2 separate regions of the Mus musculus genome follow, and region 1 is linked to region 2. Evidence: chromatin loops called from intact Hi-C (ENCODE). Cell type or tissue: heart. All regions are shown on one strand. Links, peaks and the distances in the headings refer to the core of each region. The heading gives the core; the rest is flanking DNA. Region 1 overlaps Mbtps2 (membrane-bound transcription factor peptidase, site 2). Region 2 holds the start of Sms (spermine synthase).

Region 1 (15,745 bases), core at 4,266-12,265, 55 kb before region 2:
TGACTGATATTATATTTTTAGCATACGTGTCTACCTGCCCGGAAAGCAGTTGAAGCTACTCAAGTTTGTAGAAGCAATAAAGATTGCAAAAGCGGCGCAAGTTCTAGCTTCTGTATAGTACCGTCCTTGGAAACTCACACCCGACTAATCAAAGTGAAACATCCCCCGCAAATTGATATGCTGTATGTAGGGCACCCACTGCATCTTCACTACACAGGTGGGTACTTCTGGGGAGCTCTTCCAAGTCGTTAGGATCACATATGGTCTCAGTTGCTTTGCTTCCATTTAGGATAAACTTGGCGACTTATCAGAGTCTTATTAACTTGTTCTTAAGCATTACTTAATTAATGATTGATTAATCATTTTTTTCAGCCACTGATATGCTTTCTGTTTCTATCAATGTGTCTATACTCCAAATTTCATATAAATTGAATATTTCCAAGTTGCTGATTTCATGTAGCATGTTTTCAAGGTTTATCCTTTATCAACCATAGTTTCATTTTTCATTTATCAGTAGATGAATATTTATATCTTATGTTCCTCTTTAAAAAGCATTGCTTTGTGTTTATTTTGCTTTTGTTTTTAGACAGAGACTCACCATGTAGCCCTGGCTGGCTGGCCTAGAGCATGCTACATATACCAGGCTCACCTCAAACTCATAGAGATATGCCTGTGGCTGCCTCCTGAGTGTCAAGATTATAGGCACACACTACCACACAAAACACTACTTTATAGTTTTTGAGTTGTTTGTTTGTTTGTTTTTTATTGGTTACTTTATTCACTTACATTTCTTTTTTTTATTTTTTTAATTAGGTATTTTCCTCATTTACATTTCCCAATACTATCCCAAACGTCCCCCATACCCACCCCCCCCACTCCTCTACCCACCCACTCCCCCTTTTTGGCCCTGGCGTTCCCCTGTACTGGGGCATATAAAGTTTGCAAATCCAATGGGCCTCTCCTTCCAGTGATGGCCAACTAGGCCATTGTTTGTTTTTTAAGACAGGGTCTCATTATGTATCCCTAGCTAGCCTGGAACTCACTTCATATACCAGATTCGTCTTGAACTCAGAGTTCTGCCTGCCCCTGCCTCCCAGGTGCTGGGATTCAATGTATGTGCCACAAAGCCTGGGCTTCCTTTGTAGTTCTATAGTGAGAGACACCTGCATCATTTTCCTTGTTTAATGGTTTGGTGTTAAGTATGACTCTAGGATGCAGCTATTAGTAAAATCTTAAGTGAAAAGATGGTTCTGGTTGGGTTTAACTTAGCAATGTGGACTGTGAGCTTTGCTAATGACTAGATACATTTTAGATGCTTTGGACCAGGGTTATGGAGTCTACAGAGTACAGGGAGTTTAAGTCATGTTAATCTTTATCTTAGCAGTAAAGAAGTAATCATTAAATAGCATAATAATGCTTTATAATAGCTGTAACCTCAAAATGTAAGTGTATATTAGGACACGAGTTTTGTCATGATACGATTTGTAGTGTATGTTTGATAATAACTGCTTTCTCTTCTTCCCTCACTCCCTCTTTCTTTTATGTTTTCTTGTTTTGTTTGTTTTTGTTTTTGTTTTGAGACTTCAATGCTGGTCGTGGTGGCACATGCCTTTAATCCCAGCACTTGGGAGGCAGAGGCAAGCAGATTTCTGAGACCAGGCCAGCCTGGTCTACAGAGTGAGTTCCAGGACATCCAGGGCTACAGAGAGAAACCCTGTCTCAAAAAAGAAAAAAACAAACAAACAAACAAAAAGAGACTTCATAGAATATAGCCCTGGCTGGCCTAGAACTTGCTATATAGATCAGGCTAGACTCACAAAGATACGTCTGCCTCTGCTTCCTAAGTAATAGAATTAAAGGCCTGGTTCTGATTTTATACATACATATGTGTGTGTGTATGTATATATGTAAATGTGTTTGTGTATGTATGTGTTATATATATATATACACACACAGAGAGAGAGAGAGAGAGAGAGAGAGCACATGCTTAGGAAAGTTTTGCTTGGCCATTTTAATAGACTAGTGCAATTTTTGAATGTATGGTAAATTTGTAATGTTGCTTATTATGCTATGAATAATATTTATTATTCCCTGTTTTTCATTTTTAGTGAGCATTACAAGTTTCATCCCACGTTTCAACTTTCTAAGCATAGATCTGCCAGTGATTGTGGAGACATTTGTCAAGTATCCTTTCTGGTTTAAAAGTATGTTGGTTGTAGCTTTATCCTTTTTACCCCAAATAGATCATTATAAAGCTTTATCATTTAATTGCTTACAACTGAAAGATACCTTAAAGATGAAAGGTCAGGTTTTACATATGAGGGGAAAATCAGTGAAGAAAACTCCATCAGCTACGGACAAAGGTTACAGAAAGGAGGATCTTGTGGGAAAAGCAGCTGGCATCACAGTGGCCTGGCTGCTGGAAGGGTCTGAAGCACACAGAGAGGATGGGCTCTTTTCACAGAAGCTTCCTTGCCACCAAAACTGTCTCCACTGCTCCGCTAGCTCAGAAGTTCAGGGGCAGTCTTCTGCCAATGCACCTAAGGTATATCTGTGCACCGTGTACATACAGTGCCACAGAGGCCAGAAGAGGGTGACAGAAACAAGTTGCATATGAGTGTGAGCTATCATATGGGTACTTGAATCAAACCCAGGTCCTCTGTAAGAGCAACCAGTGCTCGGCTGAGCCATCTCTCCAGCCCCACAAAAGCATATATAGTTTTACAGGAAATATGATGTATAAACAAATATGATGTACAAACAAATCCTTTTTAAAAAGGATGCAAGGCTGGAGAGATGGCTCAGTGGTTAAGAGCACTGACTGCTCTATGGAAGGTCCTGAGTTCAATTCCCAGCAACCACATGGTGGCTCACAACCATCTATAATGAGATCTGACGCCCTCTTCTGGTGTGTCTGAAGACAGCTACAGTGTACTTACATTTTAAAAAAGGAGCAGGACAATGACAAAGTGTCTACAACAAGGTAACTTCAGCTTCCTATTCTTTCCATCCTTATCTTGCCAGGCTATCTTCTACATGCATTTGGTACTCATTGAAACAGGCACACATATTTACCAATAAAATAAAAATAAATATAGTTGAAGTAAATTGGGGCTGCAGTGTTGGTGCGTGCTTAAGATCTTGAAAACAGGATTGTCACCATCCTGTCCCACAAGACCCAGTCTCAGAATTTAACATAATCCTAATTTGGGGCCTGGCATTGTTGTTCAGTAGTAGACCAATGCCTAGCATGTACAAACCCCTAAGGTTGGGGGCACTTTTTTCCTTTCTTTCTTAGTCCTTCTGCATTCCTTCTCTTTGTTGTATCATTAAAGGATTACAAACGCATAAGCTTAGGAATCCATTGTAGATTTGTTAGTCTGTCTTTCTGTAATTTGCTTTTCTATTGAAAGTTTTAAATAATAGAGGTAGAAGAATGTTTTGGGGTTTGTTTTTATGTGCTTTTTTACTTTTTTGTTGTTGTTTTGGTTTTTTGGTAGTGGGTAGGTTTTTTTTTGGTTTTGGTTTTTGGTGGTGGTTGTGGTGGGGGTTTTTCTGGGAGGGGAGGGTGTGTTTTGTTTTTGGAGAGAGTTTTTCTGTGTAGCCCTGGCTGTCCTGGAACTTGATCTGCAGACCAGGCTGGCCTCTAACTGCCTCTGCCTCCTAAGTGCTGTGATTAAAGGCTATCACTGCCCAGCTTTAAGTGGCTATTTATTTATTTATTTATTTATTTATTGGTTTGCTTAGGGGTTTTGTTGTTGTTGTTCTTTGTTTTGTATTGTTGTTTGGGTTTTGGGCTTTTTTTATTGGGGGGGGGTGTTTGTTATAAGAAAGAATGTTAGAGACTTAAAGTAGAGAGACCTACAGTAATGTCACCTCCCAGTGACTTCTCAGAAGATGATTTCCACTTGTAATCTCATAGCTAGCTCCTTAACTGATCGTTACCCAGGTACCTGATTTCTCTTTCTGGAGCTCTGGCTATTGTTAATGCAGTGCCCTGCTTTGCCTTGGATGGTCAATGGATTTTAAACTCTTTCCTGGATGCTACCCTTACTTCAGTAATTGGAGACAATGATGTCAAAGATCTGATTGGATTTTTCATCTTGCTTGGTGGCAGTGTACTTTTGGCTGCCAATGTGACACTGGGACTCTGGATGGTTACAGCACGGTAATGTTTGCTCTCATCCAACAGAATTAAGAAGTAAAGCTACATGGCAATATCTGTTGCCATTGAAATTCTTACTAGTTATGAAATGTAAAGTGTTTCCTTAAAACACCTTGGCCAACCTCTTTGAGCTCCTAATATCTAGAGAACCCAAAAACTCTGTAGTAGAGGGAGTAGAAGAAATGAAAAGCATAATTCCTGACTATATCCTACTTTAAAGATTGAATGTGCAAACTCTGAATGTTTGTTGAATAATTTGTAAACAAGTGAAAATTCATTCATGTAATACCATTTTGTGTGACCATATAGCATTTTGGAATAGTAAAAGGAAAAGCAGAATCTTGTAGGAAAACGTGTGTGTGTGTGTGTGTGTGTGTGTGTGTGTGTGTGAGAGAGAGAGAGAGAGAGAGAGAGAGAGAATGCGTGTGTATGTGGTATGTGTCTGCGTGTTCTACTAGTGTTTGAAAGCAGGGCCTTACTTATGCTACTTAGGCTAAGCTTGCCTGTCCCAGGTAAAAGTTACTGAAAAGTGCCATTAAGGTGATGTGCTGGTGCACACCTATAATCCCAGCACCTGCCTCTATGTGTTTGGAGGGCTAGGCATAAGGATCGTGAATTCAAGGCCATCATCTTTAGCTACATAGTAGGTTCCAGACCAGCACTGGCCACATAGCAAGACCCTTTCGTGCATGCATACATGCACAGGCGCGCACACACACCCACCCACCCACCCACACACACACACACACACACACACACACACGCACATACACAAAATCATTAATGATTGGAAGGAAGCTAGACCTTGGTTGAATGGAAAGTAGAGCAAGTGCTCTTGGTTTTATAACTCTTGTCTTTATCTTATTTGAAAAGTATTTTAAAGTTTAATGGTGTATTATTCTGTACTCTGGTTACAATTCTATGAAAGTATCTGCTAACATGAAAGCAAAAACTCTGTACAAGTGCTATCAAGTAAATGAGCAATGTTGAAAGCAGATAAGGCTTGTGATGTGATAAGACAGTTTGTCGCACAAGTATTACATTTTTCATAGTGTAAGTTACACTCAACATTTTTAAGCCTTGTTATATATAGAGTATGCTGCAGGAAGGGTCTCTCACGGCAGCATGTGAGCTCAGGCAGTTAGAGGTGAACTTGAGAACTAAGCTGAGTCCTCTAACAGATCACAACAGAACTTCAGCAAACCTACTTAACCACTTCCTAGAGCTTTGCAGCTTAGAACTCTTCCAGAGTAGACTTTTTCCTTTGTGCTGCAAGAACATTCAACCTTGAGCCATACTCTGTCGTCACCAGCACCTAGTATGTTTCTCTCTGTTGGCGGGATTAAACACCTCCTCTTTGTTTTCCATCTCCCCCTAAGCTACCTCTGTGAGTACATAAAAGACTTGGTAGTCTAGTGAGAATGGCTGCACAAATGAAAATTTCCCAGAATCTAGAAAGAGACTTTTGAGCTGTAAAGAATCACAATTGGTCTTGTAGGGTAGCAGTTCAAGCCTGGGAAATTGAGAAAGTCAGCTGGCTGATGTGACACTGTTAGTCTTAAGAATATATATGCACATACTGTTTCTGTCATGAAAAATACATATTTCATGAAACACACACATTAGAGGTAACAAAAGGCAATGATCCATCCATTCATTCATTAATAGCCAGATATATACCTCCCTCCTGAAGTAAGGTACTCCATAAGGTGACCTTTTTCAGAACATTAGTTCTCTTAAGCGCCTAAAACTTTTAAATCAATTTTTAGAAATTTTTTAGACTTTATTACAAATTTGCCTTCATTCTTTAATAGGAACCATACACTGAATATCATTTTGAGATTTTATTAATGATGGGCCATTATTACTAATAATACTAAAGTCATACAAATTACTAACTTTTATTGCAGAAAATATGGCATTGTTGTCTTCTAAGATCACTCAGGACCAAAATGTATCTGCATATTAAAAAGGCACAGACCTTTTCAGGTAAAGCTTAGAGAATGCCGTGAAATACTCACATTAACTTCATCGCATGCATGAAGCAGTTTACTAATGAAAATGTATGTGTGTAAATCATTGTTTTCAATACTGAGGAAAACAATTTTTGGTATGGTACTTAGCCCAGGACCTCACACATGCGAGCAAGTATTCTACCACTAAACTATTATCCATAGACCATGAAACTATTTTAATAAGAGGAAATTCTATTCATTAACTTCATTTTCTGAGTGAAGGCAACAATACAAAACCTTATTTCTTATTAGCTGCTGAACACCTCTGCCAGCTAATCTTTAGGGTCGGGTTTGGGTGCTTCTCTCCTGGAGTCCAGATTTGTATGCAAATGGCCTCATTACTAAAGAAAGGAGATGTTACTTATTGTCTCTTCCGCTTCCCTGTGGGCTCCTGGCTTCCCTGTGTAGTGCATGCGCTATCAGAATTGCTTAATGTGCTTGAATGAATGATGGTGATTAGTGTTATTTATGGCTAGAAAAGCATGCTTCTATTTAAGCTGTAAAAAGGATTGTCGAATAGTTACTGTAAATATATGTTGACATAGTAAAGCTTGGAATGTCTTATGTCCCTGGTGTATTATCATCTTTATGGAAAAATTCATTTTGGTTTCTGTAGAGCATTTAGAAAAATGAGTTATATTGGAAAAATGAATTATGTTGGTGATTTGAAGAAGTATCTTTTTGTGTTGTCTCTTTGTTCAGCAGTGAAATTTTATTCTCAGTGTTCCTATTCTGCATTGTTTACATTCTTAAGGTTTTTATTTTAATCATCCATAAGTGTGAGACATGTACATATTATTTTTAGCATCTCAGTTTGAAGAGACATACAGTTAAACTTGACTTTGATAAATACTTCTAGGTCATTGTCTGTGCGAACAGCAGATTGTAAGCATACGCTTCCTAGTGATGTAGCTTTCTGTCATTGTGTCCTTGGTATTTATTGAACATCCACATACTGGTGGCACACAGATTTGTTCCAATAACTCCTTTAATTGAGCTGTAATTCATTTTAAGGCTTTAATTTGATTTTATAATTGTCAGAATGTGATGTTTAGCAATAAAAGAACAAATGTAATAAACCAGCATTTTACGTTTATCATCTTCTGTATCATATTTTTTACATTTGACCTTAGACAAAAGCTATTGTCTTGTCAGTGTCCTTTTTTTTCTGTAGAAATGTCCCACTTACATAGAATAAGATCTTGACTCTAAACATGATCTTCAATTTCCATATTGGTATATGACAGTTGTATATGACAGTTGTCTCAGAAAAAAATCTGTTAAGTGAGGTGCCTTTGTTTATAATTTTGGAAATGTTAGCTTTAAGGAAAGAGGACTGCCACATTTCCTTAGTGGTGTGTGCGTGTGTCATACTGTCTGGTGTTAATATTATTTTATTAATATATTTACATCATAGTATTACAAATGTATGTATGTGGAAGGAGGGTACATGTGAGTGTAGCGGCCAGAGGAAGACATTGGATTTCCCTCTGTATGGCTCTTCACCTTATTCCCTGAAGACAAGGTCTCTTACTCAGTCTGGAGCTGAGCTTAGGAGCCAGGGTCTAAGGTCAGATTCTTGTGCTTCCATAGAAACCGCTCTAACCTACAAAGTCCTTGTTAGCATTTATCTAAGCTTTGCCCCAGTTACCTGGCAACAGCCAAGTGTGCCTGACTCACTACAAAAGAGGCTGCTCAGTCCCCTCCCCTCTCACCTTGTTCTCTTGCCTTCCAGCTTTTCCTCTGTCCTCTCCTCCCTTCCCCCTCTCTCCCTATCCCCTCCCCCCTCTCTCCTCGTGCTCTTTGCTGGTCTGTACTCCTCCCCCTCCACCTTTCTCTGTCTCTACTACCCTCTCAACTCCCCTCCCCATGCCCTGGTGTCTTGAAGTCTTACCAGAGTTTTATGTATACACACTGTTAAGTTTATGAACTGAATTTTTATGTTAGGTAGATTTTCAAAATGGCATCTTTAATTTATATTTTTGATTAGAAAAAAAAAATCAACATTTTAAAATGTGTTAACCTGTCAGTGTATTTTGTTTAAACACATCTTTTCTCGTTTTCATTTTTTAAGTATATATAAATACACACACACACATTCAATTAAGTATTGGGGCTCATATATGTGCAGATATGTATGCACATGTGTACTCATGAATATGATGGACTGAGATTGATGTCAGAAGTCAATCTTGATGGTCCTCTATGTTATTAATTGAGGCAAGGTTTTCCAGTTGAGCTTAGAGGGTCAAAGTGAAATAGTGAAACAGGAAGGGTTAAAAGGAGGGGAGCCTGAGAGGGCAAAGTAGAGAAGGGAACATGGGAAAGGTAGAAAACATAAAGGCATTTTGAAGAAGTCATATGGGAATCTAGACACTTCCTAAAATATATACATACATATCTATAGAAACAGTTGCAGTCAGTTATGCTATAATGGGACAGAGTGCCCCTACTAGACACCGTAGGCTAACAAATAAAAAGTTCAATGCCATAAACGGGATTACCACTTTTGGAGTGGTTTGCCAGTGAGGTCCCATAGGCACCTCTCCCAAAATTACAGGCTATTGCCAACACTTGATTGCACCCCAGAACTTGAAAATAAGACCCTGTTACTGAAGATACTGAATACTTGAATCATGGTACATGAAAAAATAAAGCTGGTATGTACCTGGAAGTTTCATTCCCCACAGACTGGGATTTCATAGTGCTATATGCTGCCACCATAGGAGGAAAAAGTAAGTATCCACCTTACCTAGCTGTGAACCCTGTTTACAAGGAATCGGTTTCCCAGACACATAAAGTTGCACATGTGACTCCACAACAGTTGTGACAACATAGAGATGACCTACACAGTCTCAAGCCAGGCAAAATCCCAGCATGGAAAGGGGAGGTAGGCACAAAGTCCCATCCCTCAGCTAAGGACTTATTGGCAGTTGCTATCAGTTTAGAGAAGAGAGTCAGTTTTCCTTAAGGATGTGGCCCTGGTAGGCCATCTACACTCCAGTAGAAGGCCACATCCTATTACTGAAGATACTGAATACTTAAATCATGAAACATGAGAAACAAAGGTGGGACCCAGTGTATATGGGCAGCACAAGTTGTACTCTCTATATTTGAAAGAGAAGACACAAAATTGGGTGGTTAGAAAATAGGGGTGGGTTAGAAGGGAAGGAAGAGGGTCAATATGATCAGACTGCATTGTATGAAATGTGCAGAGAACTAATAAATATGAAAAAAGTGTGTCATCCATAAAATGTATAAAGTTAGTTTTCTGGAGAGAATAAATATTAGTAATGTCTTACCTCTCATTTGGAGAAAGTATTTCTTATTTGCATAGATGGCAACTGTTTTTTTTTTTTGATCCAGTAATATAATAAAATGATTATATATATGTTTTGACTGAATACTTATCTTTATTTTCTATAAGAATAGTGTTCCTGGGCTAGAGAGATGACTCAGCGGGTAAGAGCACTCACTGCTCTTCTGAAGGTCCTGAGTTCAAATCCCAGCAACCACATGGTGGCTCATAACCATTCGTAATAAGATCTAACGCCTTCTTTTTTTTTTTTTTTTTTTTTTTTTTGGTTTTTCGAGACAGGGTTTCTCTGTATAGCCCTGGCTGTCCTGGAACTCATTCTGTAGACCAGGCTGGCCTCTGCCTGCCTCTGCCTCTGAGTGATGGGATTAAAGGCGTGTGCTGCCACACCCAGCTCAAGGGCTGGGGTTTTAACTTGGGTTCTCATGCTTGTCAGCAAGTGCTTTGGAGAATAATACATAATTCCTATTGAATTGAATTATAGTTCATATTGGATTGGCATACAATTTTAATTTGGAATGGTTTGTAATTCTAAATATTAAGGTATAAAAAAGAGGACAGTAAAATGACATATTTTGAGTCCAAATGTTAGATTAGCTCTGTCATCCACGAGCATTCAAAACTTGAAGACTTTCTAGTTCCTTCTCAATAACACAGCCTCACTTCCACCTCTAGGAAATATCAGCAGTTCACAGACAAATCGGGCTCCAGAGACTGGAGAGGAATAAGTCTAGATAAAGAACACGTCAGGAGAACACAGAATCAGTAGGAGAACATTCAGGGAACTAGGGTGTGATTAGTGCATGTGTGTCTGTGTGTGAGAGAGAGAGAAGAGAGAAAAGAGAGAGAGAGAGAGAGAGAGAGATCCACTGAACTACATACAGCCCTAGCATTGGACGGTTTCTTAAATGTGTGTGTGTGTGTGTGTACGGGTACATGCATATATATGGAAGAGGTAGTTGCATTGAACTTCTAGCACTCTTTTTTTTAAAGTATTTATCTATTTTATGTATATGAGTGCACTGTAGCTGTACAGATGGTTATAAGCCTTCATGTGGTTGTTGGAAATTGAATTTTTAGGACCTCTGCTCGCTCCAGTCAACCCCGCTCGCTCTGGTTGGCCCCACTTCGCTCAGTCCCTGCTCCCTCTGGCCCAAAGCTTTATTTATTATTACACATAAGTACACTGTAGCTGTCTTCAAATACAGCAGAAGAGGGCGTCAGATCTCATTCCGGGTGGTTGTGAGCCACCATGTGGTTGCTGAGAATTGAATGCAGGACCTTCGGAAGATCAGTCAGTGCTCTTACCCACTGAGCCATCTCTCCAGCCCCAACTTCTAGCACTCTTGTAATATTAGATTGGAGTTTTTGTTTGGTTGTGTTTTAGTTTGGTTTGGTTCTGTTTCACTTGGAGACTATCTCTTACGTAGCCCAGCTTGTCTAGACTTAAGGTAGTCCTTCTGCCTCAGCCCCCCAGCTGCTGGGATTACAGGTATGTGCCATCAACAACCATTCCCATTTACAGTTACTTTTTAAGCTGTGAAATAGTCTTGCAAAATATGAATCAGCACATGGAAAAAACAGTCTTTCCCCCTCTTTTCTAAGTATATGCTTTCTGTGGCAAAAAATGTAAAATTGCAACTAGTCTTTCTCTTTCCCTGCAATCCTGCAGGTAGGACTAGCCATGTAACCCATCTTGGCAAATGAGCTTTTTTTCTCCGTAGAGACTTCTAAAAGACATTTCTGTCTTGATTTAAGTAAAACCTTTTCTGGGCAGGGCTGGGGAGATGGCTGAGCAGGTAAAGTGCTTGCAGTGCAAGCATGAAAACTGGAGCTTGCGTCTCCAGCATACAAGAATAGCTGGGGGTATGCGGTACAATTCACCAGTAGTCCCTGCACTCTTACAGATGATAGGAAGAAGATACAGGGCAATCCCTGCAATCTTTGACCAGATAGTCTGGTGTATGTAGTAACTAACAACTGTTTCTAACAAGGTGGAAGCTGAGAGCTATCATACAGTGTTGTCATCTAACCTCTACATTTGTACTGGGTCACATGTGTGTCTGTGCTCACACACATGAATGGATGTGTGCATGCATACACACTCAGGAAGGAGGGGGGAGGGAGGGAGGGAGAGGTAACAGAGAGGTGTCCAGGGAGTTGTGCAAAAGCAAACACTGTATCAATTGAGCCATGCCCAGCTCCTTTTCCTGGGAGGCATATTGCATCATTCAGGCAATAGACAAAAGCAATTGTTTAAGATGGCAATATGCAGAAATACAAAGAACCTGGGTGGCTGATAACACTGTTTAGACTAAGACTATGGACTCCTAGTCTTTTCATGTTGGACAACCAAACCTCGTGTTGAATGTGCTGCTATTTCAGTCCTAATTGAATAACTAGAATGAAAGAGGAAGAATTTCACACTACCTTCTTACTGCTTTCCCTCAGATATGTTTTTAAGCATAAGCGTATAAGAAAATCCTGTAGTGAAAGGAATATGCTAAGTTAGATGTCGCTCACCTTGCTGGGTTTCCCTTTAAGTCTCAAGTGTGGCAGAGTCAAAGAATTGTTGTCATGGTAGGAGGAAAGACATGGTCCAAGAGTGAAACTATAGAGTCTACAGAAATGGTTAAGTAACCCCACTTGTACTTGCAGAGGACCCACATCCAACTCCCATCACCCACATGGAGTCTCAAAACCATCTCTAACTCCAGTTCCAGAGAATCTGGCACACTCTCCTGTCCTCCATGGGCACCAATCATGCACATGGTAAGCATATACACATGTAAGCAAAACTGTCATACACATGAATCGTTCAAAAGGGGAAAATAGACAGATTAAGAATTATGTTGGGAGCAGGGTATGATAGCACATGCCTTCAATCCTATCCCTCACGAGGCAGAGGCAAGTGGATCTCTGTAAGTTTGAGCTAACCTGGTCTATACTGAGTTCTAGGCCAGCCAGAGTTACATAATGAGATCCTTTCTTTAAAAAAAAGTAAAATTTTTTGTCAAAACTTATTGATAAAATTATTAGAAATAGTTTCCCCAAAATATATGTTGAAAACCAGAATCCATTACCCATCCCCCAAACCAACCATAAATAGCTAAAGTTTTACACTAATTCTCACTGTTTTCCTGTGTTAAGAGCCATAAAGAAATGATCTGGAGCTGGTTGATGGTGGTGCACACCTTTAATCCCAGCACTTGGGAGGCAGAGGCAGGCGGATTTCTGAGTTTGAGGCCAGTTCCAGGACAGCCAGGGGCTACACAGAGAAACCCTGTCTCCAAAAAAAAAAAAAAAAAAAAGATCTAGGACTGTCGAGATGGCTCAGAGGGTAAGAGCACTGACTGCTCTTCTGAAGGTCCAAATCCCATCCCAGCAACCACATGATGGCTCACAACCACCACCACAACCATGAGATCTGATACCGTCTTCTGGTGTGTCTGAAGACCGCTACAGTGTACTTACATATAATAAGTAAATCTTTGGTCTGAAGCAAGTGGGGCTGGAGTGAGCAGAGGTTCTAAGTTCAATTCCCAGCAACCACATGAAGGTTCACAACCATCTGCACAGCTACAGTGTACTCGTATACATAAAGTAAATAAATCTTTAAAAGCAAAAGAAAAGAAAGAAATGATCTGCCCTATCTGGTTCGGTTGTGCAGCAAACACTTCTGAGCCATTTCTATAACATCCCCTGCCCCTTTTGAGATTTTCTAAACACAAGGCCAGTGGGATGGTTCAGTGGATGAAAGTCCTTGACAGCTCTTACAAACTCAATTCTGAAGAATGGATGGGTCACCCAATATCTTTGGATCTTCAATCAGAAAATTCTTTTTTTTTTCCTACTAGCTGAATGTATTGTAATTTGTTTTAAAAAACAAGAAGTTCAATATATGGAATACCTATAACAAACAGCTTAACATAAGTGAAATCATGCATTTACCAAAATAGTTCACAGAAAACTTTTTTCATCAGACATAGTAAGGAAGAATAAACTAGGTGGGCTTAGTGGAAACAGGAAAAGATTCAACTGTTGTCCTGAACAATCAGTGTATGTAGTAACCATATTTCCTCTTTGTTGAGTGACAGTCCTGCAGTGCTTGCTAGATCCATGAAATCTATTTACAGTCTATTTTCAATCTATTTTCAGTCTATCTATTTTTGACTGTGTGTCGATTGGTGGTATCAAAGCCACTAAAAGAAAACATTTTTTCCATGTCTTCAAACATATCATCAAACAATCCGCCTCCAAAAGAAAACTCCTGGAAGTGATGCCTTTGTCTACTGGAACCATCCTGGCGTGTGTGGAAGTGGTTTTCAAAATGCTTCTTAGACCGAGTGTTTTGGTTCTGACCAAAAAAATTAAAGTCTTTAAATAAGTCATCAAAATTGAAGTTAAATGACTGTTCAAAAGGACTTCCATTGCCTCTTTGTCCTTTGCCATTAGTAAAAGCACTGTGTCCAATTGTGTCATACGCTTTCCAACTACTGGCATCCGAGAGCGTTTCATATGCTTCTGCAATCTCTCGGAATTTTGCTTCAGCATCAGGACTTTTATTTTTGTCAGGGTGGTACTTCATGGCTAATTTGTGTAAGGCCTTTTTGATTTGTCGCTCTGAGGCAGACTTTGGCACACCTAAGAAATCAAAGTAGCTTTTGGAGGCCAGGATTAATTCTGTTATCATTAAAATGCAGATTGCAAAGACGAAAACTGACTGTGGAGTAGCCATTTCTAATAACCTGTGCGCCCCGACGCAGCTTCTCCACACCGCGGCGGCCCGGCTCTAGCTCCGGCTCCGGCTCCGGCTCCGGCTCCGGCTGCAGTTGCGGTTGCCTGACCCCGGCCGCACAGGCTCCGACCCCACCTCCGAACGCCGAGTAGCCTCCTCCCAGCTCAGCCTGTTCCCTACTGGCCCAATCAGAAAATTCTTGTGTCACATTTTGAAACTAGCTAAATTACTGTGTTAATGATTTCCTCTTAATACCGCATTTTGTTATGAGAGCATCATCCTTAATTTTTATGCTAGGCATGAAAGGGATTGTATTAGTCAGGATTCTCTAGTGTCACAAAACTTATTGATAGTCTCTATATAGTCAGGCAATTTGGCATGATGACTTACCATCTGTAGTCCAACTCTCCAACAATGGGCAGCTGTGAATAGGAAGTCCAAGAATCTAGTAGTTGCTCAGTCCCACAAGGCTAGTTGTTTCAGCTGGTCTTCTGTAGAAGTCAGTTCCAACAGATGTGCTGGCAAGTGAGTACAAGCAGTCAAAGAGCGAATCTTCCTTCTTCCAATGTCCCTATGTAAGCCTCCAGCAGAAGGTGTGGCCCAGATTGAAGGTGTGTACCACCATGCCAGGATCTTGGATTTGTTTTGTCCCAGGCTGACCTTGAACTCAGCGATCTTACCTTAGTCTCCTGGGATTAAAGGCATGTACTACCTTGTCTGAGCCTAAACTTTTCATAACCACTATGCCTCAAGATCTCCATGCAAAGATCCAGCTCAGAAACTTGTATCCCCCAGCCTCAAGATCTGAATTGCAGATGAACCCTCCAATTCTGGATTGTAGTTCATTCCAGATAGAGTCAAGTTGACAACCAGGAATAGCTATTACAGTCCCCACTTGGAGGAACTGTTTTGGAAGGGTTAGAAGATGTGGCTTTTTGGGAGGAGTGTGTCACTGAGGGTGGGTTTGAGATTTCAAATGCCCATGACATTCCCAGTTAGCTCTCTCTGCCTCCAACTTGCAGATCAGATGTAAACTCTCAGCTAGTGCTTCCAGAATCATGCCTTCCTGCTTGCTTCCTTACTTCCTGCCATTATGGTCATGGACTTGCCCTCTAAAACTGTAAGCAAGACCCCATTTAAGTGCTTTTGTTTTATGTCACCTTGGTGTCTCTTCACAGCAGTAGAAAAGTAAAACAAAACATGTTGTCAGCCATTTGTTACACACTGTGCCGGGATGTGAACACCAGTCCTCAGGATTTTGCAGCAAGAACCTCTGAGCCATTCCTCTAACATCCCCGGCCCCTTGTGCAGTATTTTAATAATAAGACCAGGGAGGTGGCCCAGTGGATAAAGGTGCGTGTGGTTAACCCTGACGACCTGTCAGATCCCTTGGACTTGGAGTTCCTGGTGGCTATAAGGTGCCAGACAGTGGTGCCGGGGACCAAACTCTAGTCCTCTGCAAGAGCAAGTACTCTTAACTGCTGAGCCATTTCTATGATGCAAGCCTGATA
Region 2 (15,745 bases), core at 3,324-11,323:
ATATTTGTTTTAAAAGTTTGAAAACTTGAGTTTTTTTTAAACATATTAATATTAACATATCTGTAAAAGCATGGCACTTGTATGATTAACACATTAAGATCTCAGGCAACACACCATATATTTAGAAGAAACTTGGGGCTCAGAGGAGAGTGTATTGTCCTTTGTGGAATGAATCCTAGCAGTTCTGGCTGCATCAGGGTTTTAGACAGACCCTCAAGGGACTGACAGAGGCGGCTCATGCAACTGGTTGTGCCAAAAGGAAGAAGTTGAAAATGGAGCCAAGGAAGATTTTAAAATGAGGTTTGTGTCAACATGCATAAATTCCCTTGCTTTGAAGGAGCTGCAATGAGATCCAATAACAGGAAGAGGAATATTTATTGTAATATTAAACGAAGCATTCAGGGCTTGGTTGGTTTTTGTTGTTGTTGTTGTTGTTTTTTTTTTTCTTTTTTCCTGCCTTCATTTCTAAGTCTGAGCAGCAGCAACAGGGCAGACTAGAAATGCTACTAACTTTGTAGTGCACTAAGCTCAGGTTTATTCATTCCACTGCCTTTGCTGTTCTTGGTGATCATCCCATGGTACTGGCATCTCCAATACACTGGGGTTTTCCGCTGCAACTAGGCTTCTCCAAAACCCATTCATAGTCTCTCTTCATGGTGCCAAGCCTCAAATCCTTTTCATGACCCCTTCAGTCTTGGGCTGTCAACTGAAATTGAGGCTATACCTTCACCAATGGCCTTCCATAGACTGCCACAGTGCCAAGCCTCAGCTGCAGTTCATGACGCCTTCATGCCTTCAAAACCAGTACCACCTGGGTGACTCTTACACATTACCAAGTGCAGCTGAAGCACAAGGTACAACCTTGGCTATTTCTAGAACACAGCTTCTTTGTGCTCCCAGAAAACAATTCCCAGAAGATTTCACCTCAGTGATGCTGGCCTCTTCTTAATCACTGCTAATTTCTTAGCTTCAGCTAACCAGCATCAATTGTCGCAGTAGTCCCTTCTAGACTCTAAAGCCAGAGCCATGTGGCCAAAGCGGACGAGTTCTGTTGCTTGCTGGGTCTGGAACATTCCCCCCCACCCCCACCCCGTGTTCTATTGCATTATCACCAGTTTTCTGTTTTCCAACTCCTTCACTGCTCAAACTTGGTTCTCCTGGAACTTGTTCGGTAGATTGACCTTGAACTCAGAGATTGGCATGCCTGTTTCCTGGGATTAAAGGTGTGTACCACCATGCCTGGATTTTCTTCACCTAGAAATTGCTCTGTCCCAGGCTGGCCTTACAGATCTGATTGTCTTTGCCTCCTGAGATTAAAGGCTTATTTTTACCATGCCTGGACTTAAACTTAGCATATCATTAGTGAAGAATAGCCAGGAGGAGCAAAGCAAACCAGTGCTCAGTGCTTGTCTCCCACTGTCTGTGGGGTCACATTTATCCTCCTTCATCTCTGGTCCTTTCTCATGTTTGCTATGTCAAAACATCCTTTCAACTGTGACTGCTTCAGGAAAGCATTCTTTCCTGTGTCTGCTCCAGCAAAATATCCTTTCACCTGAGTGTGCCCCAGCGAACCATCATTTGACATAAATAACTTTCCAAAGAAAGTAGATGTCTCCATCTCACAGGACGCCTCCCACACATTTTTTTTTAATAATCAAATAGTAAATGTCTCATTGCATGAATATACCACATGTTTATGTATCTATGGGTGGACATTTTAATTGTTTCCACATTGGGGGCATTGTGAATAATCCTTCCATAAACATTCATTCTCATGAACACCTGGTTTCAACTGTTTGGTGTGTTTATACCCAGATTGGAGTATTTGAATCATATGATGATAATTATCTCATCATCCTACCCCTCCTTTTTAAAGTGCTGGGGATGGAGCCCAGGATTTCAAGCATGCTAAGCAAGCAATCTACCATTGAGCAACAGTGCTACGTGCTACGGCAACCTTTTTTTTTTTTTATAAAAAAAAAAAAAGGAGGATGGACACATCTTGTTATATCCTCACCAGTAAAGCAGAAGAGTTTCAGTTTCCCTGAACTCCCACACTCCTTACTTTGCATCTTTTCACATTTGTTTATTCTGGCTATCTGCGTGGATATGAACTGGAGTGACATCTATTGTGACATAACCTGCTTTAGGATTTGGCAGTGGGACTTTTGGCTTTCCATGGGACTCTTTGGGGTTTTGTCTATTTACTTTTAAATAATTTGAATGCAATGCCTAGGCCTCAGACCAATTCCATCAAGTGCTAGGCCTGGGGCCCAGGCAACAGCATGTGTTTCAAGTCCCAACGTGGTCCCAGTGTGCAGCTGAAATTGTGAATCAGCACATCAATGATCCAAACCCCTCTTTCAGTTACACAGTTTTTAATCAGTATTTTAAGTACTGTTGTGTTTAAATAGCTGGACGAGTCCCACATTCATCTGGGAAAAGTAAGGGAGTGTTCCAGATTTTTAACAGCCATTCTAAGCCTAATAGTGAATGCCAGATTTGAAGAGAGGAAGTGATTTCACCTCAGCTGCACATTGGAGGCAGGGATGTGTGTGTGCACAATGTCTCCAAGGGTCCTTTGCAAAATGGTAACCGGAATCCCAACAGTAAAATGGAAAGTTACTGCCCTTGGTATTTGGGGCAGCTTCTAACTCCTTACCTACCACTCTTCATGAAGGTTTAGGACAAGGACAGGATGGGGGAGTTTCCAGTGGCTCTTACTATAGCATTTGGATGTTTTCAGCTAATCACCTTAGTTCTTCTCTACTGTGACTATCACTACTATCAACATCACCACCATTACCACCACATTCTGCTTTTTAAAGGGGGGTACTTTTCTGCTTTTGACTTCCTTCTTCCTAGTAGTTTCTTTTGCTAAGTGTGCAGACTACAGCTCGTCCTCTGACTTTACAAAAACTCTGTTACTGATATCCAACACAGCCCATTTTGTAAGTGACTTTCGGGTAGAACTAAGTCTAATGTTAAATAGCATTTTCCTAAACTGGTACCCTATGGTTTTATTTTTTACTCTTAAGCTATGATGTCATCCTTTTACCTACCTTCTTACCGCCCTCCAGCAATACACTCTCAGGAATACCTCTGCAGTTCAACAAGCTGTTTTCATCTTGTTTCTGGGAGAACATACACCTTGGGGATACTGGGACATCTAAGCTAGAGAGTGAGAGAGATGCTGACGTAGGGGATTTGCATCAGGTGGCTTGGGAAACATTTCAGGCAATCAGGCTTGGATGCTACCAGGGCTATGTCTATGACTGAGTATCTTAGCAAACGTTTCTAGAGAGCCAGGATAAACCTAGGGTTGGTAGAAAAGCAGCAGGCATCACTATTAGCAAGACTGGGGAATGTCTGGTCCTATTTGTGGTTTGGACAATGTCCACATTTTGCCCATGTGGAGACATGACTATGGAGTAGCTTTGTTTGTGCCTTGTCCTGGCTAGTTGCTCACTGGTTTACTGGATTTCAGTGTCTAGGGAATTGTTTCTTATAGAATACGTTTGTTCATGAGCGTATGACTAGTGCCTGGAAGGTAAGTCCTAGTTTCCTTTTTACATTCCTCCATTTTGGTCGAGGGCAGCAGAGGGTAGCCTGGTGTACATGAATAATCCATATCACCCATATTTTTGCCATTGGAAACATTTGTTAACCGGGAAGTTGTCTCAAAATGTAGGCTCTGGTTAATGGGTTAGCTTGTCATTGCTGTGACGCAGTACTTGACATAAACAACTCAAAAAAAGGGCGACAAGTTTCTTTTGGCTCATGCTTTCCATCATGGGTAGCTGGCTCCATTGCTTTTTGGGCCATGGGGTGGATGAACATGATGGCATAAGGGTTTAGGATCCACCATGAAACAGAGAAAAACAGCAAGAGGAACAAGATTCCGACACACCCACAGTGACCCACTTCCTTCAGCTAGGTAGGCCTTCTAAAGTTTCTATTACCTTTGGTGACAAACAGTGTCACCAACTGAGGACCAGGCCTTTAATTTATGTGTGTGTGTGAGGGGGCATGCCATATTTGTCTTAGTTACTTTTCTATTGCTGTGCTAAGACACCAGGACTAAGGCAACACACAGTAGAAAGTATATTCTGGGCTTACAATTTCAGAGGGTGGGTCTATGACCATCATAGCAGGGAGAATGACAATAGGTAGACAGGCATGGAACTGGAGAAGTAGCTGAGAGCTCACACCTTGATACACAAGCATGAGGCTGAGAGATCAAGGTGGGCATTGCTTGGCCATTTGAAACCTTAAAATCTACTCCCTGTAAGACATCTCTAACAAGACCACAGCTCCTAGTCCTTCTGAAACAGTTCTGCCAACTGGGGACCAAATATTCAAACATATGAGCCTTTGGGGGCCATTCTCAAGCAAACCGCCTCAAAGGTCAAAACATAACTTAGGATTTTTTTTTTTTTGCATCTTTTGTTGCAAGATGAGAGGTAGAGATCATTGCTGGTGTAATAACTAGACAATTACACTTAATGGATCAACTATAATATAATTGCTAGGCACAACCTAAATGATTAATTTTGAAATGATCCTTGCAGATTGGGGCCTAGATTGCAAAAACTCAGGCAATGACAATATTTTCCAGAATCCAAATAGGTAGTCATAGCCCAGTTGGAGAGGTTTATAGAGGCCTTTGCTTTCTTTCACTGAAGAGACACCATGACCACAGCAAGTCTTATAAAGGAAAACATTTACTTGGGGCTGGCTTACAGTTTAGAGGTTTAGTCTCTAATCATCATGGCAGGAAACATGCTGGAGGAACCAAGAGTTCTACATCTTGATTCACAGGCACCAGAAGGAGACTGTGTGCCACACTTGGTATAGCTTGAGCAAAGGAGACCTCAAAGCTTGTCCCCCACGTTGACACACTTCCTCCAACAAGGCCACACCTCATAATAGTGTTGCTCCCGATGGCCATGTCTGCCTGCCTCTACCTCACAAGTGCTGAGATTAAAGATGTGTGCCACTAACGTCAGGCTCCTGTTTCTTATCTTTAATAGTCTTGCCAGGATTATGCAGATTAGTGAGAAGACCCTTGCAGTAAACTGCTAACATCATCCTGACAATACTGATCCTATATCGAGCATCCTCTTCTCTTCAGGGCTCTCTTTTGACATCACTTCATTAAAGTATCTCAAGGTTCTTCATTTTGCCCTTTGCAAGGTGAAGTACAAATTCTAGGGCGGATATGCTTCAGCTGGGAGCCCATGGTGGTCTGCAATGTTCTCCACAATCTACTGAGCAAGACCAGCTACATACTTATCAGCAAAACCTCAGATGCCTTCTGCTCTGAAATTTTCAAGAAATTCAAGAGGTTGACAGCAGATAGTGAAGCTAAGGGAAGGCAGGTGGCTTACCCCAATGCTGGCAGGGCATGAAGCACATGTCCTACGCGGGAAGCTTCACTACCCTTAAACACACAGGAGGACAGCTATGTTCTAGTGACTTGACTCCAGAAGAAAGGAAGAAAGAGGAGCTTGGGGCTGATACATTGGGGCTGATGGAGCGGAACACAAATTAGCTTACAAAACTGAGGACCTGGTCTCCAGAGAAGGAAATAAAAACAGATGGCTATGGATAGGAACAAAGTAGGAGCCCACTGAAAAGAGATGCAGTTGTTGAAGGACAAATATGACGTCAGTGTTAGGTTCTTGCAGGACAGGGAAGGACTACGCAAAACTAACCAACCAACCAACCAACCAACCAACAAACCAAACCAAACCAAACGACCATTCGAAATGGCCTAAGGGAAAGCTAAACTTAATGTTTTTGTGTTGTTGAGGAGGCACAGAGTTCACTAATCTGAAGTTTAACAACCATTACAGAAATTCCTGGTATCAGGAGAGGCACAGCAATCCATACAATGATGGAGTCAATTTGCCCTGGGATTTTGCTCGTGCAATAAAGGATCCCTTTATTCCCCAGGCACTTCAGTTCTCTTTTGTCCCATCTTGTTGAATGCTACTAACGGTCAAAAAAGAGGCCAAGGCTGTAGGTCCATTGACAAAAAATAGAGGTACCGAGGAGGGGGAAGTCCTGTGGAAGAGGCTCTCACATCTGCAACTTCTCAGTTAGGCTTTAGTCCTTGATTCTTTTCCAAATTTGCATGAAAATGTATGCTACTTGAATGCCCAGGAGCCTTCTATTCTGTTCTTAAATACTACCCCTTACCAATAGAAACATTGTTAATAATCCCAGCGGGGTTCACGTGCATTTAAAGAAAAAGTCAGGCTTGTACTTTAAGACTACAGGGGTGGTAGCATTTTATTTTCTTCAAATGGTCAGGAAGTAACTGGGGCTTTTGCTTGGGGAGGAGGGGTAGGCATATGGGGAAGTGTATAGGGAGGCCCCCCGGAAGTCGCGCTGAGCCGTTTAAAGCTGGGTGACCTCCTAACGGATGGCGAATGGCGGGAGAGCATGGCCAGAGCTTTAGCGCAGGGCGCGGCCATTGGTGACGCATGCCAGGGAGCCCGGCGCCCGCGATTCCACCATTAGCGAGGCCTCACACCCAGCGCTTCAAGTTCGGGGCTGGAGGCGTCCCTGCTTCCTCCTCTAAGAGGCGGGTCGGCCCCGCCCCCGCGCCCCGGGTCGCTTGCCCGCGGCCCCTCCCACCTCCTAACTCCTGGCCTCCCCCGGCGCAGCGCACTCCCCGCCGGCCCGCAGCCTGACACGCCGCGCGGTCCCTCAGTCTCCTGCGGTCGCCTCCCCAGGCATGGCACAGGGCCTCGCCACACTATGGCAGCAGCAAGACACAGCACGCTCGACTTCAAGCTCGGCGCCAAAGGTGAGGGCGCCGCTCGCCACCTGCACGGGCGCCGCAGCGGCGGCGGCGGCGGCGGCGGCGGCGGCGGCAGCGGCAGCGGTAGCGGTAGCGGCGGCGGGGCGACAGTTCCCTCCGCGCCTGCGGGGCTCGAGGCCACAGGACCAGGCTCCTCCGGGGCGCGCGCGGCAGGCTGAACAATGCGGACGGCCGCGCGGCGCCTGCGTCTGCCGGGCTGCTGCGCGGAGCACGCTGCGGGCCCTCGTGCACCGGCGGAGGCCGCGCCGCGCCCCCGCGGTCCCCCGCCGCGTTTGGTCCTCGGCTGAGCTGGAGGCTGGCGCACTGCGGGGCCTGGGAGAACCGCGTCCGTGTGTGCCAGCCGCACCGCCCGCCCGCCCTTCCGGGCCTGGAGCGTCGGTCCACGCGGGCTCGCCGCCCTCCACGCCCCGTTGTTGGGGGGGAATCCCTTTCAGCCCGTGGGGCGCGGCGGATCCCCGGGGGAGGCGGGTACCGGAGCGCCTTAGCTCGTTCGAGGCACGGCGGGCGAGGCAGGCCTGAGCGAGGGGTGTGTGCGGCGCGGGACCGCTGCCCACGCCACCTTTTCCTGTTCTGGCAGGCTGCTGAATTTCCCTCTTGGGTGTGTGTGTCGGGGGGTTCCCCTTAAGGGCAGCGAGGGTTGAAGGAGGACCAGGGCCACTCAGCGCTTGCAAGGTTTTTTTTAGTCATCTAAGGAGATGAAGGATCCTCTGAAAAGGGACCCGGCGGGCAGAGAAAGGAAACGATTATTATTATTATTGGGGGTGGGGAGGGATGAGATCTGGGCGCGGGAACTAGAGCCACCACCATCACCATCACCCCTAATCCTGGAGGCTCAGATATTTGAGCCTGGTCTCGGCAGAAATGGTTGGGAGAGTCTTTTTTGCGTGATGGAATTTTGAAGGGTAGGGATGGATGTACTGCTGGCTTCTTTTCTTTGAGAGAATCAAGCATGGGCGCAGTGGGCGGGAATGATTGGGCCTTTAAACGTGCGACTGCGGCAGACTTTCACTTACCAGATCATCCCGCACATAGTGTGGTGCCCCAGTCTTCCCTTTTCTCTGGTTTCTCTATTAATGGAACACGTGGATTCCACTCTGCTTTTTCTGTCGGGATTTTTTTTTTTAACACCGACTTAATTGCTTTTGAACTTCTGAGCTCACACTTTGTACTTTTTCTTCCAATCCTAAAAGATCTCGGAGCTCACAAGATCAATAAATGTAAAGACAAAAAATAAAATCGGGGGGATTTGGAGCAAAACCTGGATTTCAGTCTGCCTCTTCTAATTGATTCTCTTCTGTGGGTGGCCTTTTGGGTTTATCTCCTAACGTTTTGGAACCTCATCTTTTTTTTTTTTCCGGGGAGGAAGAAAAAAAAAGAGAGAGAAAGCAAGAAGCAAGGGACAGTGCACACTCAGGGCATTTACTGTGGTCGGGTGAACTAGAGGGTTGTTAGGTAAGCCAGTGTGCTTGGGTGGTCGGAATAGAGTTTAAAAAAAAGTAACACCGTTCACTTCCCACTTTGCTTAGGTGAGGATGGAAGCAAGGGAGACAGTTGGGAGAGAATAAGGTGGTACTTGGGTGGTGGAGCTGGAGGAGTGTGTTAGGATCACAAAGGTTCTACTGTTATCTTGGCAGCTTACAGGGCTGATTGGTTAATGGGAGTTCTAGCACCGTGAGTTTAGTGGGGGAGGAATGTGAAGCAACTGTTGTGGCCTCCCAGCTGGGAAGGTGTGAATTTTATCTCTAGCATCCCATTTCCAGTAGGCTGGAGGGACAGTGAGCTCAGCATGGGGTCAGAGAAATTCTAGCCCTTCCACTGAAGAGTAAACCTTCAGCTTAGTTTAAACACTGAGAATAAAGGGTGAGCACACACTTAAAGCTCGAAGGAAGGCTCTTGAGAGAGGGCAAGTGGATCTTTTCTTGAGTCTGAGGCCAGCTTGGTGTGCAGCCAGGGCTGCATAAAGAAACCCTGTTTAGACCCTCCCCTCCTCCAAAAGAGACAAGCATTAGCTGTTAATGTTTTAACTCACACTTTGCTCCTAATTAAAAATAAGAAAATTAAAGCCAGTCATATTGGCAGACCTTTAATCTCAGCACCCAGAGGCAGAGACTGAATTGGATTTTATATCTAAATCTAGTACAACCCGGTTGGATCCTTAATACAACAAAGAAACAAGAAACCTTTGAGTTGGACCCAAGGTGGCACATTCATGTAATCCCAATACCCTGGAGGCAGAGGGTGGAGAGTTCAAGGCCAACCTGGACTATAGACTGAGATCCTATCTCAAGGATTGCACTAATGATACAAAGAAAAACTTTGTGCCTTAGCTGGGCAGTGGTGGTGCAAGCCTTTAATCCCAGCACATGAGAGGCAGGTGGATTTCTGAGTTCAAGGCCAGCCTGGTCTACAGAATGAGTTCCAGGACAGCCAGGGCTATACAGAGAAACCCTGTCTCGATCCCCCGCCCCCACCCACTCAAAGAAAACTTTGATGATACAGTGGACAACCTTTTAGGAAAAAAAAAGCCACTGTGTTCAGGTGTTGTGTATAAGTCAATGTATGTAAGATCTGGAGTTCTTAAAGTGTTCTGTCATTAAATGAAGACTAAGGCATGTCCTTATTATCCACATCCATATTTTAAAAATGGGGTGCTTTGACTACATCACAAGGATTTTTAAATTCCCTTCCTTTCCAAAAAAGGGGTGCTTGGTTAAAAAAAACAAAACAAAAACAAAACAAAACAAAACAAAAAAAACCCTCCATGTGTGAGGTCTCTAAAAACATTTAATTGTTGATAGTGAGTCAAAAGGCATTCCTCTTGGCATGGAAGTATTGGATGTGACTCAAGGGTGAGTCAAATGGCTGCGGAGCTTGAATGCATGTTCTCCTCCTCCTGTTTGTTGGTAATCCTTCCTAATGGAGCAGTTCCATGCTGTGATTTTAGTGGAATTAAACTGGAACTCCTTAGCCATGTTATTGTTTCAGTTCCGTCTAACCTAGTTACCAAGGCAAACTACCTGCAACCTAACCACTTAGAGAGTACTTAATCCGTCTGCCTGATGAAGGAACTCAGAAAATTGTTTTTTGCTAAAACAAATCTCATCTTTGGTCATCTTATAAGTGAAGTGTTGAATTCTGAGGAGTGTTGATCTCAGGAAACATGAGATTCCTTTTTTCTTTTTCCAGCTCAAACCCAACAAGGATAAATTAGTCCTGAGTATCTTGGGGACTGGTAGAGGACATACTCTTGTTCTGGTCCCAGCCCCTAATCAAGGCTCTGGGTATGTAGAGGGTAGGATGTGATATTTTCTCCTGGCTTGTTGGAGTAGAAGTATAAAAAATTTGATTTCATTGGTTATAACAGGTAGGAGTGAGTAGTCGACATAAGTGGGAGAACGTGCTGATTTTCAGTGAAAAAAAATATAGGTGTATTTTTACCCATTCAAATTGAAAGGCCCTTTGGGTTGGATTTACTGGCCCCTGAGTGAATGAATCCCTAGATGCTAATAGAGTGTGGCTTCGCCCACACCTTTATTTTACTTGGAGTGCCCCTACCAGGTCCAGGTTCTGCTTTAAAGTACACATTTGAAGCATGCTTGTGCGCCTTTGGCAGGCCTAGTCCACATTTTAAGTATCAATAAATTAGGCCCATTGAGATTTCCAGATTTGGGGAGGGAAGAGGAGCTTGTGCAGTGGAGCCTTGAACCCAAGATATTCTTGCAAACTGAATGATGGGACGACTCATGCCTCCCCTATCGTCTTTGAGATTGACAACCTTTATGTGAGATTACCTATTTGATTGCAAGGCCTTTGCTGCTGTCCTAATTGCCAAATCCCTTACTTTTTAAGGTAGTGATTGCCTATTGGGGTATTTTTTCCATGCCCCACAGTGTGAGGGAAATGTGGTGGTTTCTGGAGAAATGGGCTTGGAGACTTCAGCTTACCTAGCATACACAAGTCTTGTGTTGATTCCTCCCACCGTGCCTGCAATCCCAGCACTTACTAGGTGGAGCAAGAAGATTAGACTTTAATAGCCATCTTCTACTACATAGTGAGTTCAGCCTTGCATTCCTGAGACCCTGTCTCTAAATAAAACAAGACTGTAGCTATGCTATAGCTACTCTAATAAACACGTTAAAGATACCTAAAAAGGCCTACTAGAGCCCACAAATTTCAGTAGTGCCCACACCGGTAATTGCCCTAAATTCTGGCTAAAGGCATTTCAATTATTAGTATGATAAGCAAAACTCCTCAGGTCCTTCCTGGAAACATCTATTTTGCATGCAAATTGTTACGGAAGGCTCCACCTTCCCCCAAGGTGCTGGTTGTTTAGTGCTTGGCGATTACTTCCTGTTGAGCCTATGTAAATTTGTGGCTCTCCTAATTTGCCTGGGTGAACTACTTTCTGGTGGAGCCGTGCCTTCTTTGTGTGACTCCAGTAGCTAAAATAAATTGTCAAGCTTTAGCCATTCCTGATTATATTTAGCCATTTTCTGATTCACCAGCACCTCATCCTTTACATTTCTCCTCCACAAAGGATTTCTGCCTTTTTGGCTTTAACCTTAGAGCCTTGAGGGACTGATGACTGGGCAAGAAAGCTTTGGTTCTACCCTACGATGAACTTTCTTAAATGGTGTTTCTTAAATTTCCATCATAAACATCTTCCTTTGGGTTAATTCAGATGCTTGATTCCAGCACGCGGGACAGAATCTCTGGGGTTCAAGGCCAGCCTGGTCTACAGAGCTAGGTTTAGAATAGTCAGAAATGTTACTCAGAGACTGAGAAACACTGTCTTTGAAAAACAAAACAAATTAACAACAACAACAACAACAAGAATAAGAATAAGAGTTTTTACTGCTTTTTCAGAGGTTCAGAGTCCAGCAGCTTACAATTGCCTATGAGTGCAACTCTAGGGAATCCGACTCCCTCTTCTGGCCAGTGTTTGTAAAGGCACAGGATGATGATGTTGACGGCCACAGCAATAATATAAAAGAACCCAACACTAAACAGAAGGCAGTCCCTCCAACTGTATCAGAATTCTTTGACACACTTTATCCCAAGAACCTCCTCTGCCCTGTCCTTGACTCTTTCTGTGAGAGCACCTGCTCAGGGCACTCAAAATTCACTGCTCATCTGTTTTCAGGCTTCTATTTCTTGGCCACAGTCTCACCATTTGTCTCCATTGGCAGAAAGGCTGGATCATTTGATTCCTTTTCTCATTTACAAAACATCCTTGGGTCCTCAGTACCTTGTGGATGAATATAAACTCAGTTATCAGCCCAGAAGATCAATTCCTATCCAGTTCTTGCTTTTACTGAAATCCCTGCATCCAGCCTTTCACTTTGCTTTGGTGCTCCGGGTGTCTCAGAACTAAACAGCTTTGGAGGAAGACATTGATTCTACTTTGCTAGGTTTTCTACCATAAGTGAATTGTGTTTGAAATGATTCGTAGACTGCTTGGAAGAGGGCCATGATTAGAATCTGCCTTTCTTTGACTTGTCTGATTTGCTTTGTTGCAACTTTTTTGTTGTTATTTAAATCAACTTCTCTTTCCTCTGGATTTGTAGAATATTCTTCTGTAGCATTGATCATTCTCAAGATGGTGGTGCATGCCTTTGATCCCAGCAGAGGCAGGCAGATCTCTGAGTTCGAGGCCAGCCTGGTCTACAGAGTGAGTTCCAGGACAGCCAGGGCTACACAGAGAAACCCTGTCTCGAAAAACAAAACAACAACAACAAAAAATGACTTCAGCCATAATAACCCTGTTGCTGGGAATTTATTTTGTGGGCTTACAATTAAAATTTTGATCAAAGTGTATTGTATGAAACATTTTTAAAAAGGCAAAATGCTTCTACATGATCTCAATTTCTTTCTTTTTAAAAAAAGATTTTATTTATTTTATATATGTGAGTACACTGTTGCTGTCTTCAGACACACCAGAAGAGGGCATCAGATCCCATTACAGATGGTTGAGAGCCACCATGTGGTTGCTGGGAATTGAACTCAGGGCCTCAGGAAGAGCAGTCAGTGAGTGCTCTTAACTGCTGAACCATTTCTCTAGCCCTGATCTCCATTTAAGCTGATGGAGGTAGCACATGGTAAAGTCAATTTGTACTTTATATCAAGACACCTCTATTAGCTTTCATTGGATGCTTTTCTCTTGTTTTAAATGCTTTGGGAGGTACACTTGCTGCTGAAAACGTAGAACCAAGGCACTGACAACCCCTTCCTCCCCTCTCAATAGAGGAAAGGTACTTTTTCAAGTCAACTAAAGCCCCGTATGAGCCACTGAAAAGGAGTTTCCAGTCGAAGAACTGGTAGGCAATTTGTCTTGTTTGTTTTGAGAAAATAGAGTCAGTTTGGATTTTGCATTGGCGGAATTACCAGTTTGGAATCTTCTCATCTCCTCTGCATACAATTAAAATCTGTATTTGAATTGGCAGCTCCTTAGGAGTTGAGGCTAAGGCCCTGAGGCCTTTGGTAACTTTGATCTTGGTACTTTTGTTTTTGGATTTGCTGTCTTAAAGAATAGTGATGCCCATCTTTAATTTAATCGCAACCCCCTAACCTATCTACACTAAACTAATCCTTGTAGCTAAGGATTCATTTATTAAACTACTGGACATTTGCAAGAGTGTGGTACCTGTGATCTGCAGACATGGGAGATACTGAGGTAGGGGGATCCCAAGTTCATGCCAAGTAAGGCATCATTAAAAGATATTGCCTGTGGTTGTATGTTTAAAAATTGTCCAGTATGGCTATGAGTGACTTGACTTTTTGGAGTCAGTAATTATTCTGGGTGTTTAATCTACCATTTCACTACAATTGTAACCCAAAACTGCTGGTGAGCCCTGCAGCTCTACCCACCATTTCATGGTAGTTCAATTACAAGCTTGCTTCTTTTGAAAAGTGAAGAAAAGTCAACTTTGAGTCTGCAAACCAAGGATGTAAATCATGCACAACTGCTCTTTTAAACCCTTAACAACTAGGCATTTCCATACTCACTCAGGAAGAAATTCTGCTACCCTATGGTGTGATGGGCCTGGATTTCATTAAAACAATAGTGTCATGTGTCGTCTTGGAGAAGTCATTGAGGACAAGGCTATACTAGTAATCAAGCCCCAAACCCAAATGAGGCAATAGCTTTTCTAGATTCACTGAGAATCTTAGCTGTGTAGTTTAACAAATGCATCTCAATGCTTTCCTCTCCATAAAGGCATTAATGATAGCCACATCGTGCTGTTGGGTGGGATCATCAATAAAATGCTTGGAAGATCATCAAGTGAGACATAAACTACTTAACACTAATTACAATCTTTAGGACTAAATACTTTGGAAGTGTGCTAGCTATTAAAGGTGCTTAGGTAGATATAAAAACATACACATTTAGCTTATTCAAGAGATTTGGAAAGTTCTGGCCAAAAAGAGGTGTAATAAGTTGGTTTGTGAGTTGAACCCAGGAATGAGCAGATTATTTTTTACACTAGAGTGGAAATTCCCTAGTGAGAAGACTGGGCAGTCAGTGGCCATGGTGTTGCTTTACTTACAACTAAACTCTCTCTTCCAGGAGTTCAGACAGGTCTTAGTGTTCAAACAAGGCTAAGTGATGGGCCTGCCCACAGGCCTTCCAGACTTTTCTACTGGCCTTAGAAAATAGAGTTGAATATAAAGGTTTCTGAAATGTAGTTTAATAAAAAATTAAAAAGAAACTGTTAAAAACTATTTTCAGGACTGATGCCTTGGATCAGCCTTTGGGAAGCTATGTTTTATAAAGTGGCATGTTTTATAATGGCACTTAATGTTGAAGCTTTGAAAATATCATACTGAAGCTTAAGTGCCTCAGTTTTGGTTTTGAGGTGTTGGCAAGGAAGATCATAGGCCTTCCTGTAAAAATGTCTGCCGTTTCTAGGTCTGCTTTGTCTAGTCTGAAGCTTTGGTGGTTTTGGTGTTAGAAGAAAGCTTGCTATTAACTCCTTTTGGTATGAGGTATAAAAATATGGTAAGGTGAGACTTTTAACAAAATAACTGAGTTGGTGAGATGGCTCAGCTGGTACAATCCTTGGAACCCACATAATAGGAGAGAATTAGCTCCCTCAAATTGTCCTCTGGCATGGACAAGGCATCCTACTCACAAACAAATGTAAAAAAAAGCTAACATGTTCTGTGATCTGCTTTTCTTTGAATAAAGATTCTGGCTTGAAGAGGCTACAGAAAAAGAAATTACTAAAGTAGTTTTCTGTAGATTTATCTTTTTTTTTCCTTTGTTTTTTGAGACAGTGCCTCACTGTATAGTCCTGGCTCTTCTAGAATTCACTACATAGACCAGGCTGGCCTAGGCCACCTAGAGACTCTCAGTCTTCTTAATGTGGTGGTGACCCTTTAATACAATTTCTCATATTGGGGTGACCTCTGACCATAAAGTTTTTTTCATTGTTACTTCATAACTGCAATTTTGTTACTGCTATAAATCATGTTATCACATGTTATCATAATGTGATATCTCAATATCTGTGTTTTCAGATGGTCTTAGGTGACTGACCCCATGTGAAAGGGTCATTTGACCCTCAAAGGGGATCTGATCCACAGATTGAGAAGCGCTGTATTTGACACTGAGAAAACAATATGACATATCTAGGAAGGACTCAAAGATCTTAAGTCATCCTGTGATACATCAGTTTCAGCAGCATGCATTCAGAAGAAGAGTAAACTGTGGTTACAGCTATGAAAAGAATGAAAGCAGAAAAGAACAAAAAGATCTAGCCCAAGTCAAGTAGCCACTCCCTTGTGTTTATGACAACATTGGTATCTTCTTTGGGAGGAATAGAGGTCCTCTGTCACCACTTCCCCTCATGTCCTCATGACAGATAATTAGGCCACAGCTCAGGCGGGCTCAAGGGATAGGAGAGGAGTAAT

What was found. Hi-C counts contacts between places; a loop is a spot of excess contacts. Peaks named below come from ENCODE experiments on the same cell type or tissue, not always from the same donor. Only the 100,000 strongest peaks of a DNase experiment are listed, where the experiment ranks them.
Region 1: a loop joins it to region 2, with 2.3 times the contacts of the local background. A loop is called at or near these places in 2 of 42 quality-filtered maps.

What each region holds. Positions count from the first base shown.
Region 1 is chrX:157,539,355-157,555,099 of GRCm38, reverse strand. It overlaps Mbtps2 (membrane-bound transcription factor peptidase, site 2), which reads left to right. Exons shown (of 11, transcript NM_172307.3): 9 at 22-217; 10 at 2,109-2,184; 11 at 3,950-7,278. The coding sequence ends at 4,172. It also overlaps the pseudogene Gm6568. Among named protein-coding and RNA genes, the nearest start is that of Yy2, 22 kb to the left of the region's middle. In heart, for the core only: no CTCF peak of the experiment used is centred there; no DNase peak of the experiment used is centred there.
Region 2 is chrX:157,482,977-157,498,721 of GRCm38, reverse strand. Sms (spermine synthase) reads left to right here and starts at 6,435. Exons shown (of 11, transcript NM_009214.4): 1 at 6,435-6,817. The coding sequence starts at 6,769. In heart, for the core only: no CTCF peak of the experiment used is centred there; DNase peaks (open chromatin) are centred at 6,621, 6,931 and 7,301; H3K4me3 peaks cover 2,898 bases; H3K27ac peaks cover 2,073 bases; H3K27me3 peaks cover 515 bases.